Linked DNA regions of Mus musculus: region 1 is linked to region 2. Evidence: chromatin contacts called from ENCODE Hi-C data. All regions are on one chromosome and are shown on one strand. The core of a region is the stretch at or near the end of the contact, and the rest is flanking DNA. Distances in the headings are between cores, read along the strand shown.

Region 1 (6,121 bases), core at 1,332-3,831, 1.6 Mb after region 2:
TCCTAGTGTTCAGAAAGAAGATGCAGAAGGATTTTTGAGTTCGAGCCCAGTCTGGTCTACATAACAAGACGTATGTATGTATGTATGTATGTATGTATGTATGTATGTATGTATTTTAAGGAACTGCAATGGAATTGTACGTCTACGATCTGAACAATTACTATGTTTGAGTATCAACTAATAATTGGTGGTACATAAAAATCGTTCAAATAAAACCATATGGTATTTTGTAAAGTGAAAGCGTATTTATTTGAAAACAAAACATTACCTTGAGCCGGCTATGGTGGCGCACGCCTTTAATCCCAGCACTCGGGAGGCAGAGGCAGGCGGAGTTCGAGTGCCAGCCTGGTCTACAAAGTGAATTTCAGGACAGCCAGAACTATATTGAAATGGTAAGTTGACATTTATTTGAAAACAAAACATTACCTTGAAATGGTAGGTTGAAATTTATTTGAGAACAAAACAAAATTTTGAAAGCAAAACCACCTGCAAGGAACCGTTTCTCTTCAGCTCACTTACCAGCTACCTAAAAGTGCCTAAAACACCTCATTACCCCGGGTGGGACTCGAACCCACAATCCCTGGCTTAGGAGGCCAATGCCTTATCCATTAGGCCACCGGGGCTGACGAGAAAGAGACGTTATGGATGTTCCACCAGTCTGAGTCTTTGGGTTCTTTCCGTGTCCATCAACCGTGTGTACCATTTCAGCCAAGGTACCGGCTCTAACGTTGCCGGGCCCCGAGCACCCTTAAGATCTAAAGGAGGACGCACTTGTAAGGAGGCGACTGAAACACGTACATCGCTGCTTTTATTTTGCTCACTGGTTTACAGAACAGGTACGCGTCTTTCTATGGTGCAAGATATCCAAGATTCCAATACTGAATGAGCCCTTTGAACCCGGACGACCAGTATGATGGAAAACGTGTTTGTGATGCAGGATGCAGGAAACTGGAGCCGGCACGATAATGTATGTGCTTTGCAGTGCCGGTTCCCTGTCCAGGATAACTGTGCCGGGTCTCTGTCCAGTCTTCCACCGTCTCTTCAACCAAATGTTACTTGGTAGGGACAGGTCTTCATGCTTTCTCTTTATAGAGTATACAACTGGCCTATATATTTTACTTGATACCCACCCCCCTCAAAAAAATTAAAGTAAATTAAACAACAACAGCAACAACTAAACAGCACAGTCGGAAGAACCTGAGGTCGAGTTTTGGCTTGAGGCTTGTGGGTTCCGGCCCAGTTGCGTTATCCTCGTGTCCTTTTGACTCTCCTTTATCTCATGTGTGTGTCTGATATAACATATTTGCAAGCTTTATTAAGCCACTGTAACATTAAAGAGAAAATTATTCTGCACAAGGCTCTGTCACGTGAGCTGGTACCCCGCCCTCCCATTCTGTGGTTCTCCTGGGAGTTGTAGGGATGACAACGGTTCCACTTAGACCGAATCCCTTAAATAGAGATATCCCACACACACACACCAGGTTAAATGTCAACTCAATCTGGGACATATTCTTGCTATTTAAAAATTTATATTTACACTGGACCTGTAAGGAGACGCCTCTGTTGTTGTTGAGACAGGATCTCATGTAGCCCAGTGGCTTTTAATTCCCCTGCCTCCGCCTCCTAAATACCGGCATTACAGGTGTGCCTGGACATTGTAAGAAATCTAATTTTCTTACTGTTTCATGGATTTTAAAGCTGTGGACATATAAACCGAATTTACTGCTTTAGTTATTTTCAAGTGTTCAGTTCAGTGACAATTGCATTCACCCAGATAGCCTACTGAGTTTTTTATTTTAATCAAATGTCTTTAACGTTCCCTTGGGACACCTCCCACCCACCACGTAAGCAATCCAATCTAGCATCTATTCGGTTCCTTTCCTTGGCACTAATTCGAGCTGCTCGTAGTCTGTCTTGAGATAATAACTTCACCTACTTAATACAAACATGCTGGTCTTCCTTCCGGGGTACCAGACAAGAGTTTGAAAAGCAAATTTGAGAATGGGAAATTTTAAGGTAGGTTTTTAAAAAGCAAATGCACGCAGCGACCACGAAGGGACTCGAACCCCCAATCTTCTGATCCGGAATCAGACGCCTTATCCATTAGGCCACGCGGCCCTACACTGACTCAGGCCTTAGCTCTCTCCATAAGACTTATTCAAGCGCCTACTGCGCATGCTTAAACCAAAGAAAAATCCTACCTATTGAGCCAATCTATTTAGTGACAGTCTCAAAGGAGCCTCCACAAGTTTGAACCGATATAATCAGACTCCTGAGCAGTCAGTCAGCAGAAGCCCTTCCGGATCCTAGAGGCTCGTCTTTCAGATCTCCTCCATTGGCTGGCCCTCAACTCAAGACCAGGGACAACCCACATGAACTTGCCCTATCACGTCACTGAAGTATCCACAATTGTCTTTTCCAGTCTCCAGACCCGTGCTGGCTCGCCTCTCTGGCAACTCCATGGCCCCAGCGCCATGTGGAGATTGAGACCGCCCGCATCAGGGACTCAGCGAGGCGAGAGTTATAGTTCCGGAGATGATCCTTCCCAGAACTTCTTTCTCCCTAAGCCTCTCCCAGCATATCCAGGTCAGCCTTGTGAGGTTCCGTAGTCCCAGACAGGAAGCACAGACCCGATTCAACCTCTGGTTCCCGAGAGCACAGTCGATCCCCTATCTACTACCAGGTAACTTTCCCCATTATCTCACGTATTTCAGAAAGAGCATACATTTTCCGGAGCACGCCGATCATGAACACATACATATTTATTGGCGCTATGTGAGCTCCCACGCCCAAACTGCTGCATCGATGACAGGGTGTGAAGAGGGGATGTAGGGGAAGTGGTGAGGTTGCTCGTCCTATAAACAGAGCCGGCGCCTGAGCAAGCTGCGGATCTCCAGGCAGGCTTTGCACAGCTCATCACTGTCTGGCCCCAGGACGTCCAGCTCACACACCCGCCTGTTGACCCTGTTGACACTCAGCTAGGCCCTGAGGGGCTCAGTCCATCACACCCACTGCAGTCATTGTCTGCTGGAGGGGTTTTTGCGGAGAGGTCGATACTTTCTGAAATAGTCTATGAATCCTAGGCTGGTCTCAGTCTCTGGTCCTGCCACTACCTCCCAGCTACAGGCATGCTCCTCAATGACCGACTCTTGTGTCTGTTGTTCTGTAAGCCTAAAATTTCAAGTGCTACCTAATCATCTTTGAGCCTAATACTAACCCAGCAGTTTTACATGAGCTCCTTGCTCTCAACCAAAAAGTCCCCCACCCAAAGGGAAAGGCTCCCCACCCCATATATATAATCATATAATCAGCCAGACCAGCATTGCCCACCCTGACCTCAACACAAGAAGAGGACCTCCCTATTAGCCTGCAAAACTGTACAAATGAACTGACCCTATTCTGTAACAACCCAGTGGCACCTCCCTTCCTGCACCCCCTGCTGGCTCCTTCTACTTCCCAGTATACCCCCCACCTCAGTCCCCTCCTCCCAATGGCTTCTGGTGTCCTCCTCTCCTGAACTTTATTTAGTGTATGTAATAGCTGCTGCTGAGTTTGTCTGACCAATGTGCCCTGTATTTGAGCATCTCTTGATGTGAGGGCAAGAGGGAGGGAGGGAGGGAGGGAGGGAGGGAGGGAGGGAGGGAGGGAGGGAGGGAGGGAGAGAGAGAGAGAGAGAGAGAGAGAGAGCCTTCTCCTTGCTTCTCCTTTCCCTGGGTTAAGTGGAAGGTAATGAGAACACTCCCACAGATCCAGCCCCTCTTTCTCCCCTCCTAACCCCGTTCCTCACACCTCAGTCAGCAGCTCAAGGAGATCTCTTCCAGGGTTGGCTCTGATGACCTCCACCAGTGTCTGGACAAAGTCCGAGCCCTTTTCATCCCGATAAGCCACACAGCCTAGGTGAGGGGATGGGGTCAGAGTCAACCTTGGGCTGACATCCCAACCTTCAGTGGCCTATTGTGGGTGGAAGAAGTGAGGAGGGGAAGCAGAGAGCATTCTGGGTAACTGGCTTCAGACCAGCACAGGGTCAGGGACTTCTTGCATCAGGAAGAAGTTGCCGATATTTGTAGAGTGAATATTTGGGTATAATCAATGTACAACAAATATTTACTGTGGACTTGCTAGGTACCAAACAGTGGACAGGCGCCTGAAGCAAGCAGGACTGTCCTGTCCTAGAACTTACACAAGGGAGCATTTGACAGGAGCTTGCCATTCTAACCCTGACTCTAAGGACTAACCTGTAGGAGGAGAGTGACTTAACTGGGGCTGGACTCTTGCTGAGAGTGAAGCTATCACTCCAAGCCATGGGGCAGGAAACTAGGCCCACCATAACCATAGGTTTCTTACCCTCGACAGCTGCAGAGACAGTAAGGATGTCTGCTTGGCCTGAGCTCCCTGGAGTGGAGATAAGGTTGTCTGCAAAAAGAGTCAACTCCCATTACCAGCATCCAGGGACTCCACCTGCCCCAGTGTCTTGTCATCTCTGGCTCAGGGGCAGCACTAGACAGTGGAAAGAATGTGGAGCTGAAAACCCACAAGCCTTACAGCATCCAGGCTGTATGAACTCAGAGAGGCTAGGTCCTCTTGCTAACTCCCAAATTGTCAGACTCAGCTAGGAGCAGAAACCTCAGAGTCCCTCACAGCTTAGGAAGACATTTCCTCCCTGGATCTTGGCAAAGCAGCAAACTCCAAGCTACCAGGCCTAGTAGTGTGCTGTGTGAATGGTTCCCAGCACCTGTGTGCCAAGCCCAGGCTCCAGAAGAAAAGCAGACCCACCTGGAGCATCAGCATGGATCTGAAGAACATCTGCCTGGGTTGGGATGGCTCGGGGTGCTCTCAGCCAATGACGGTACCATGGGAGAGCTCTTGACCCCACACCAGGGTCCCTGTTCCCTGGAGAAGGATGGGGCAGATACCTTTACTCAGTGGAACCTCAGGATATCTCTGGGCGAGGCAGGCTTGCAGGGGTGGCAACATTCATAGAGGTTCAAGTTTGTGGGCTTGACTCCAGGGGAGGCTGGAGAGGGGCAGGGAATGGCTAGCCCGCAGGCTTCCTGGAGGAGCTGTGTGGGAAATGTAGGAGGCAGAGGAATGGCAGGGTAGAGGGTCAGGCTGGAGGCGGAGTCCCTCACCCCCACAGCAGACCTGGAGCAGGAAGATCTTGGGGTGGCCATGCAGTGCCTGGCAGCAGCTCAGTTCCTGCACCAGCACTTCTGCCTGTACTTCTTGACCATCACCCCCCAGCAGCTGCCCCTGTGGCTCCCTATGGGCCATCAAGGCCACCAGGGCACAGCTCACGGGGCCCGTTGTATCCAGCTTTTCCCGAAGCTGAGCCAGTTCTTCCCAGAAGGCCTGGAGTGGTAAAGGCCAAGGTCTGAACCAGCTCCTGGCTGCCCTTCATGGGGCTGGGAGCACTTCTTCAGTCTGGGAGCACTTCTTCAGTCTCTGTCTAGGAAATCAGACTTCCCAAGGCAAGAAAGTGACTGTCCCATGAATACAGCAGGAAATCAGAGGCAAGACTTACAGATGTGCTTCCTGCCTGTGGTGTGGGGGAAACCCAGGAAGGAGAACTCCAGGGTCCTAGGGCAGGGGTACCCTTCCTTCCAGCACCACCAGTTTTGGGCTTCCCCCAATCTGAGCTGATGGGTTTATCCTCAGGGTGGCCTTGAAGCCCAAGGCCTGGCAAAGGTTCCTCAATGCTGCCACATCATGCTGTGCTCCTAGTCGGTCTTGAATCACAGCCAGTAGGAGGGCAAGCCCTGGTTCCAGACAGGTCATATTGTGTGCTTGCTCTAGGGTCTGACTGTACAGAGGAATAGGGACACACAGTAGAAGGAAGGGACCCCCAGTTCCTCTTCTCCCCCATTTGTCTCCCTCAGCCTCCACCCATCCTGCTACTGCAGACACAGGACTGGATTCCCTCTCTGTCCCTCACCTCCAGCCCCCAGGGCTCCTCATCTCCCAAACACAGAGTCCCCCGAAGGGAGGTCCTAAAGACTGGGCAGTAGGTGTTCCCTGCAGACTCTGCAAAAGACCTAGGAGGGCAGGGCCCAAGGACACCTCAGAGAACTGCCCTGATGGGGGCCTGTGGGAGAATTACAACCCAAGCAGAGGGGTCAGGATG
Region 2 (6,038 bases), core at 2,259-4,758:
ATGCAAGTGAAAGACTTGTATATAAAAACTTCAAGTCTATGAAGAAATGAAAGAAGATTTTAGAAGATGAAAAGATCTCCCATGCTCACAGATCAAGAGGATTAAGATATTAAAAAAGGACATCCTAACAAAGGCAATCAATCTACAGATTCAAGGCATGTAACATCCAAATTCCAACATATGTCTTCACAGGTTTTTAAATAGATAACTTCAATATTATGTTAATGAGAGAAAAAAGGGAAAATTGCTAAAACAATCATTAACAATAAAAAAAATTTCTGGAGTTCTCACCTTTGCCATTTTCAAGTTTTCTTTAAAACTACAGTATAAAAACCTCAAAATATTGGGAGAAAACCAGCCACATTGATCAATGAAAATGAACTAAAGACCTAGACATAAATATACATGGCCACCTGGTTTTTGATAAAGATGCCAGAAATACAAAATGAAAAAAAAGATTTCCCATTTTCAACTAATAGTGCTGGTCAACCTGGATGTCTGTATCTAGCAGAATTCAAACGGATCCATACTTATAACCCAGCACAAAACTCAAGTGCAAGTGGATCAAGACCTCAACATAAAACCAAAGACATTGAATCTGACAAGAGAATAAAAGTGAACATACTGTCACAGAAGAAGACGTTCTTTAAAACAAAAGAAAAAAATAACATAGGTGCTAAGAAAAACAACTAATATATGGGACTTCAGGAAACTGAAAAGTTTCTATAAGGCAAAAGACACCATCATTTGGAGAAAGCAGCAGCCTACAGAGTGTAAGAAGATTTTTACCAATTCTTTTTATTTTATTTTATTCTGATGCAAGTACATGGGATTCTTTATTCAAGCTTGTGAGCTTGGGCCACAAACTTTCCTGATGCAACAGGATATGAAAAGTAACTACGAGGTCTAGGGTTTCTATATCCAATAGAGAATTAATATCCAAAATTACAAAAAGAACCTAAGAATCTAGCTGTGAAAAAAAAAAAAAACAACAACCAAATATACAATTTATAAATGGGTTGCAAATCTAAACATGGAATTCTAAATGGAGGGAACTCAAATGGCCAAAATATACTTTAAAATATTCAACACTTTTAGCCTTCAGGGAGATGCAAATCAAAACTATTTTGAGATTCCATCTTATAATCGTCAGAATAGCTAAAATCAACGTCACAAGTGAAAGCTTATGCTGATATAAATGTGGAGCAATAGAAACATCCCTCCATTGTTAGAGGGAGTGCAAAATTGTACAGCCACTAAGGAAATCAGTGTGGCAGTTTTTCAAACTGATGGGAATCAGACTACTTCAAGATCTACTCAGTCCAGGGCATATACCCAAAGGACACTTCAATCTACCCAAGGACCCTTGCTAAACCAGGCTCATTGCAGCTTTATTCACAATATTTAGAAACTAGAATCAATCTAGATGACCTTCAACAGAAGAATAAATAAAGAACATGTAGTACATTTGCACAGTAGATTATTACTCAGCTGTGAGCAGATCTAGCTGAGCAGTGGGAGGCCTGTATATAGGAAAGAAATTCTTCAGAATGCACCTGAAACTTTTCATAAAACAAAAATGAAAAATGGTTACACTTGTCCAAAGGAGACATGGAGGAAGAAAGAGAAAATATCATGCCAAAGTCTCGTTTTCTGTGAGGATTTCATTTTACTCTATGAGATGTGAGACTCATTCATACACAGTTCACACAAATGCAGAGTTGTTTTCCCAGGACCTCTTAGTAGGGGCAAGGAAGACTACAAGAAAACTATTCTGACCCACAGAATCAAGGCTGCTGCACTTCTCTAACAGGTCTGTGAAAAAAAGCCCTGACTCTAGGGTCTAGGTGTTCTCACAACTACAAGAAGTCCAAAGTCTGAGAAACTACTAACAACAAACTATGAAACAAAAATAAAAACAAAATAAAACAAAACAAAAAAAAATAGTTTGGTCACATGTGCGTGGACACAGTGCTTTTCTTGAACTAAGGAGACATTTTTCTGATGTAAGTGAGCAATCACAGTTATTCAAAAGATGCTTTCCTATTTTTAAAAACTCTATACTGACTTTTCTATCTATAAAAACATCTTCCTCTCACAGCATGCATACTGGGCTGGACTATATCACAAGAGGAATGGCTAACTTAAGTGCCTATTAACACATCAAAGTCGACATTTTTGGCTAGAAGCTTTCCTGGCTCCTGGTTTTTCTCTTGGTCCCTCCCTGACCCCCATACCTAGTTCAGTCTGGACTCTTCAAGTGGCCTCTGGTTGTTTTCTGGTTCATACTGTAAAACCCAAAAATACCGTGTAAGCACCACCTTCGCAAGAACCAGGTACCTTCTTGGAATGCTGGGAGTTTTAGTTCTTGAGAAAATTGCAAAACCTCATGCATGGGAAAGTATGGTGGCCTATAGGTTTGTCTTTATAAAGCTCTGGAGCATGTGACCAAAGTCCATCTCTTGGTTAGTATTTAACAACCCTTACTCAAATGGTGGAATTGTTTGTTTGTTTGTTTTCTCCAGCTAATCTGAGCATTATCATGACCTACAATTAACCTTCTCCTCAGCCACACCTTTGGACAGTCATCATCTCATTTTCATTCAGCCGTAAGGTGTGATGTTAATAACTAAGCATATGAAGACACATGTCTGAATGCTGTATTTACATCAAAGAGAGCATGCATCTAAGATGGAACTCTAACGGGGAGCAAAACTTTGGTCAGTAAAACTTAATGTTTACAGTCATAATTTTGGTGCTTCGTAATGTATATTTTCTGATTCACTCAAATGTGTACTGGTTCCTCATAAGACTAATATCTACAAAGCTCTCTGGGAATGCCTATTTCCCAGGCCAGAGGCCACTCTCTCCTGAGTAGGCAAATGATGGGTCAAGGGAGTTAAGAAATCTAAGTTCGAGAAGCTTTGTAACTGCTGTAACAAAGAGAACCCCGTGTGCAAACTACAGTACTGCAAATGTTCTACGACACTATTTTCGGAAACCATTCTGGTAACCATAAGATAAATGAAACAAACAAACAAACAAACAAACAAACCACGATACACCCAGTTCATAGGATCTCAAACCTCCTGACAATGATAAAAATCCACAGCAGAATTGTGAGCGCGGCGTCCTTAAGAGCAACTGCAGAAAACAAGCCCCTGCTCCGCTCCAGCCCATTTCCCAGCCCCGCAGCTCCTCTGACCTGCAAGGTTCCAGGGCCGCCGGGCTGCGGTGCCCGCGGCTGCGCGGCTGATGGCTGACTCTCCCAGGTCAGCACAGGAAACCGCATCTGAGGAGAGTTTACGGCCTTCGAAAAGAACCAGGCCAGGGTAAGTCGCCCGCAGTGGGAGTAGAGACAACTTGGCTCCAACAGGTACCTAAGGGGACGCGGTTCCCAGTCTCTGGCCACGATCTTTGGAGCGGCTCCCCTAGCCCCGCCCAGGACACCACGGTTCCGGTCACGTGACAGCGCTAACGCCTTCAGGCCCGCCGCTTTCACTTCCTTAATTACGTTGGTAGAGTCCGTCCAGCTGCGTTCTCTTCTAGGTCGCCAGCTCCAAATGTCCAGGCCAGAATGACGTGAAAAGCCACCATTCCCCTTGCTACCTGTGTAATCCATGTGTACTCGAACTGAGCGCTGGTTTTTCGGCCCCAGTTTCCTCCGGAAACCGGAAAGCTCCTCAGACGCAGTTTCCTGGCTGCGGACCTGGGAGAGTCAGCAGCGCAGCGGCGGGCACCGCAGCCCGGTGGCCCCGGAAGGTCCCAGGTCAGAGGCGCTGCGGGGCTGGGAAACGGGAGGGAGCGGAGCAGCGGGGTGTTTTACGCAGCTGCTTTTATGGATGCCGCTCTCACAGTTCTGTTATCTTACCGTTGTCGGGAAATTGAGATCCTGTGAACTGGGGGTCTATCATGATTTTTTTTTTCATTTATCCTCCAGTTATCAGAATATTCAGTTGTAAAATAACTCATTAAAAATGATAGAGCAGTTGCATTATCTGCTGTTTGCTATTGTGTCAATCACAAAGCATACGGGACGTAAATGTATTCATGTTTCTAACACCCGTGTTTTACTAATTGCTTATTCAAGAGAATACCTTTTACTTCGCTAAATAGAACTTTGTATTTATACTAACCATATGAAGAACCAGTACAGATTCTTTTTTTTTTTGAACGAGAAAATATACTTTATGTTATGCTATGGTTGTGATTGTAAACATTAATATTTACTAAGTAGACTTTAGTGTTGTATGCAGTTTCGGATGTAAATAAAGCATTCAGAAGTGCGTCTTCATATGCTGAGTTCTTATGGTACACCTTAGGGCCAGGCAAGCTCACTATTGCTATGTGAGTGTATCAGACCACTCTATTGTTATGATTAGAAAACCCAGTATAGATTAAAGTTTTAGAAAGCATCTTTTGTACAACTACGATCACTCTCCTGTATCAGAAAAAAGATCTCTGTGGTTGAAGAAAAGCGCTCTGCACCTACATATGTGGCCAAGCTTTTTTTTTTTTTTTTTTTTTTTTTTTTTTTTTTATTGTAGGGTTTGTTATCATCAAGTCCTGTGGTTGTGGACATCCTGTAGGAGTGGGAATGCTTAGACTCTGCTGACAGGGATTTTTGCAGAGATCTCCCTTTGGACAAGTGTAGCAGTCTGGTTTCTATGGGAGACAATAGTTTTCTTGCAGTCTCTCCAGCTTTCTTTTCAGGATTCCTGGGAGAATGACTCTCTTTGTGTCTGAGCTATGTGTGAATGAGACTCACATCTCACATAGTTAAATGAAATCTTTAGATTAAAAGGGACATTTTTATTTCTGATATTTACTCTTTCCTTCACAGTTTCCTTTTTGGAGGCATCATTCATGAATGTATTTATGTATTTATTTATTTACTTTCAACACAGCAAAAGCTTTATTTGTACAATCTTTACTGGACAATTTGGGGCTGTGTTACTGAGTAAACACCTGTCGTCTCAGGCCTGTTACTAAAATGGTAATAGATACAAATCAGACTTACTGGTGACAGTCCTTTTGGTCCTGTCTTATTTATAACAGTTTCTATAGCACTGCAGCCTTCAGTGGTACTGTACCACTCTGGAAAAGATACCTTCAGGCTCCTTTCCATCCCCCAAAGCTGCAGCAAATCCTTCCTGCTGCCTCCTCTTAGCCAAAGCAGCCAAAGATTTAAGCGTCTATGGTTCGTAGATGGCCAGGTCCACAGGTACTTTCCGGTTGAGCTCCACCTGGCACTTCATTAAGTTGACAGTGAATTCGGGGTACTGTAAGCCATGCTCCTGGGAGGCAGCTGTAATTGGATTAATCCAGAGGGTCCTCAAAGTTCTGCTTCTTAAGTCTGTGGGACTTCGTACACGAAGGCTCTGGTCACCGCCCTGACTGCCAGCAGGTAGCAGTGATTCTTCCTTCCCCTAAAATCTTAAAATGTAGAGCATGTTTCAGCACCTCCTATACCTGCCAATAGCGACCAGTGAGGCGGTTCCGCAGCCACAGCCACGTCATAAGGAATACCATGATGGGCTCCCGAATCCTGAGGACGCATCATTTATTTTTGTACCATGAAAAGTTCTGAATGCTTTCTTATGAATCTTTCCCATATGCAGGGGCCCCCTGCCCAGTCAGTGCTACTTACCTGTGAATCTGAGAGCCCTGGATGGTGAAGAGAGGAAAGAGTAGCAAAGGATCCTGTATGTTAGAGGGAATGAGGAACGATTGGGAGGGGCTTCAAGTCCCAGTAGAAAGGGGACATGAGATTGGTTTGGCCAGATTCTATTTCCTTCCAAATAGTTCTGGATATTTGCACCATGAATAACATCAGAATATTCCCATTGTAAGTAGTAGAAGACTATGTAAGAATTAATATACAGAGGCAAATATAATTTAATTTGGTTTTGTATGTGAAGAATGCTGTTTCTTTTCCATTCATATCTTCTTATTATAATTATGTTTGTCAGAACAATGGATGCCTCTTAGTTTTTCTTGATATTAGAGTTTTGGAGCATTTTGTATTTCCTTTAGGT

The links. Hi-C counts contacts between places; a loop is a spot of excess contacts on that map.
Region 1: a map of T-helper 17 cell shows a loop between it and region 2 (4-fold over the local background). The contact joins the promoter of 6330415G19Rik here to the promoter of Zfp943 in region 2. A Hi-C loop is called at or near these places in 2 of 37 maps with a recorded cell type or tissue (T-helper 17 cell and regulatory T cell).

The regions. Positions count from the first base shown.
Region 1 is chr17:23,548,218-23,554,338 of GRCm38, forward strand. 6330415G19Rik (RIKEN cDNA 6330415G19 gene) reads left to right here and starts at 2,582. Exons shown (of 2, transcript NR_126484.1): 1 at 2,582-2,683. n-TRccg2 (a tRNA gene) reads right to left here and starts at 2,118; the gene lies at 2,046-2,118. It overlaps n-TRcct2 (a tRNA gene), which reads right to left and starts at 623; the gene lies at 551-623. It also overlaps the pseudogene Casp16.
Region 2 is chr17:21,959,051-21,965,088 of GRCm38, forward strand. It overlaps Zfp943 (zinc finger prtoein 943), which reads left to right and starts at 3,509. Exons shown (of 4, transcript NM_001025373.2): 1 at 3,509-3,769. Zfp942 (zinc finger protein 942) reads right to left here and starts at 3,414. Exons shown (of 6, transcript NM_001199048.1): 1 at 3,206-3,414. It also overlaps the pseudogene Gm7805.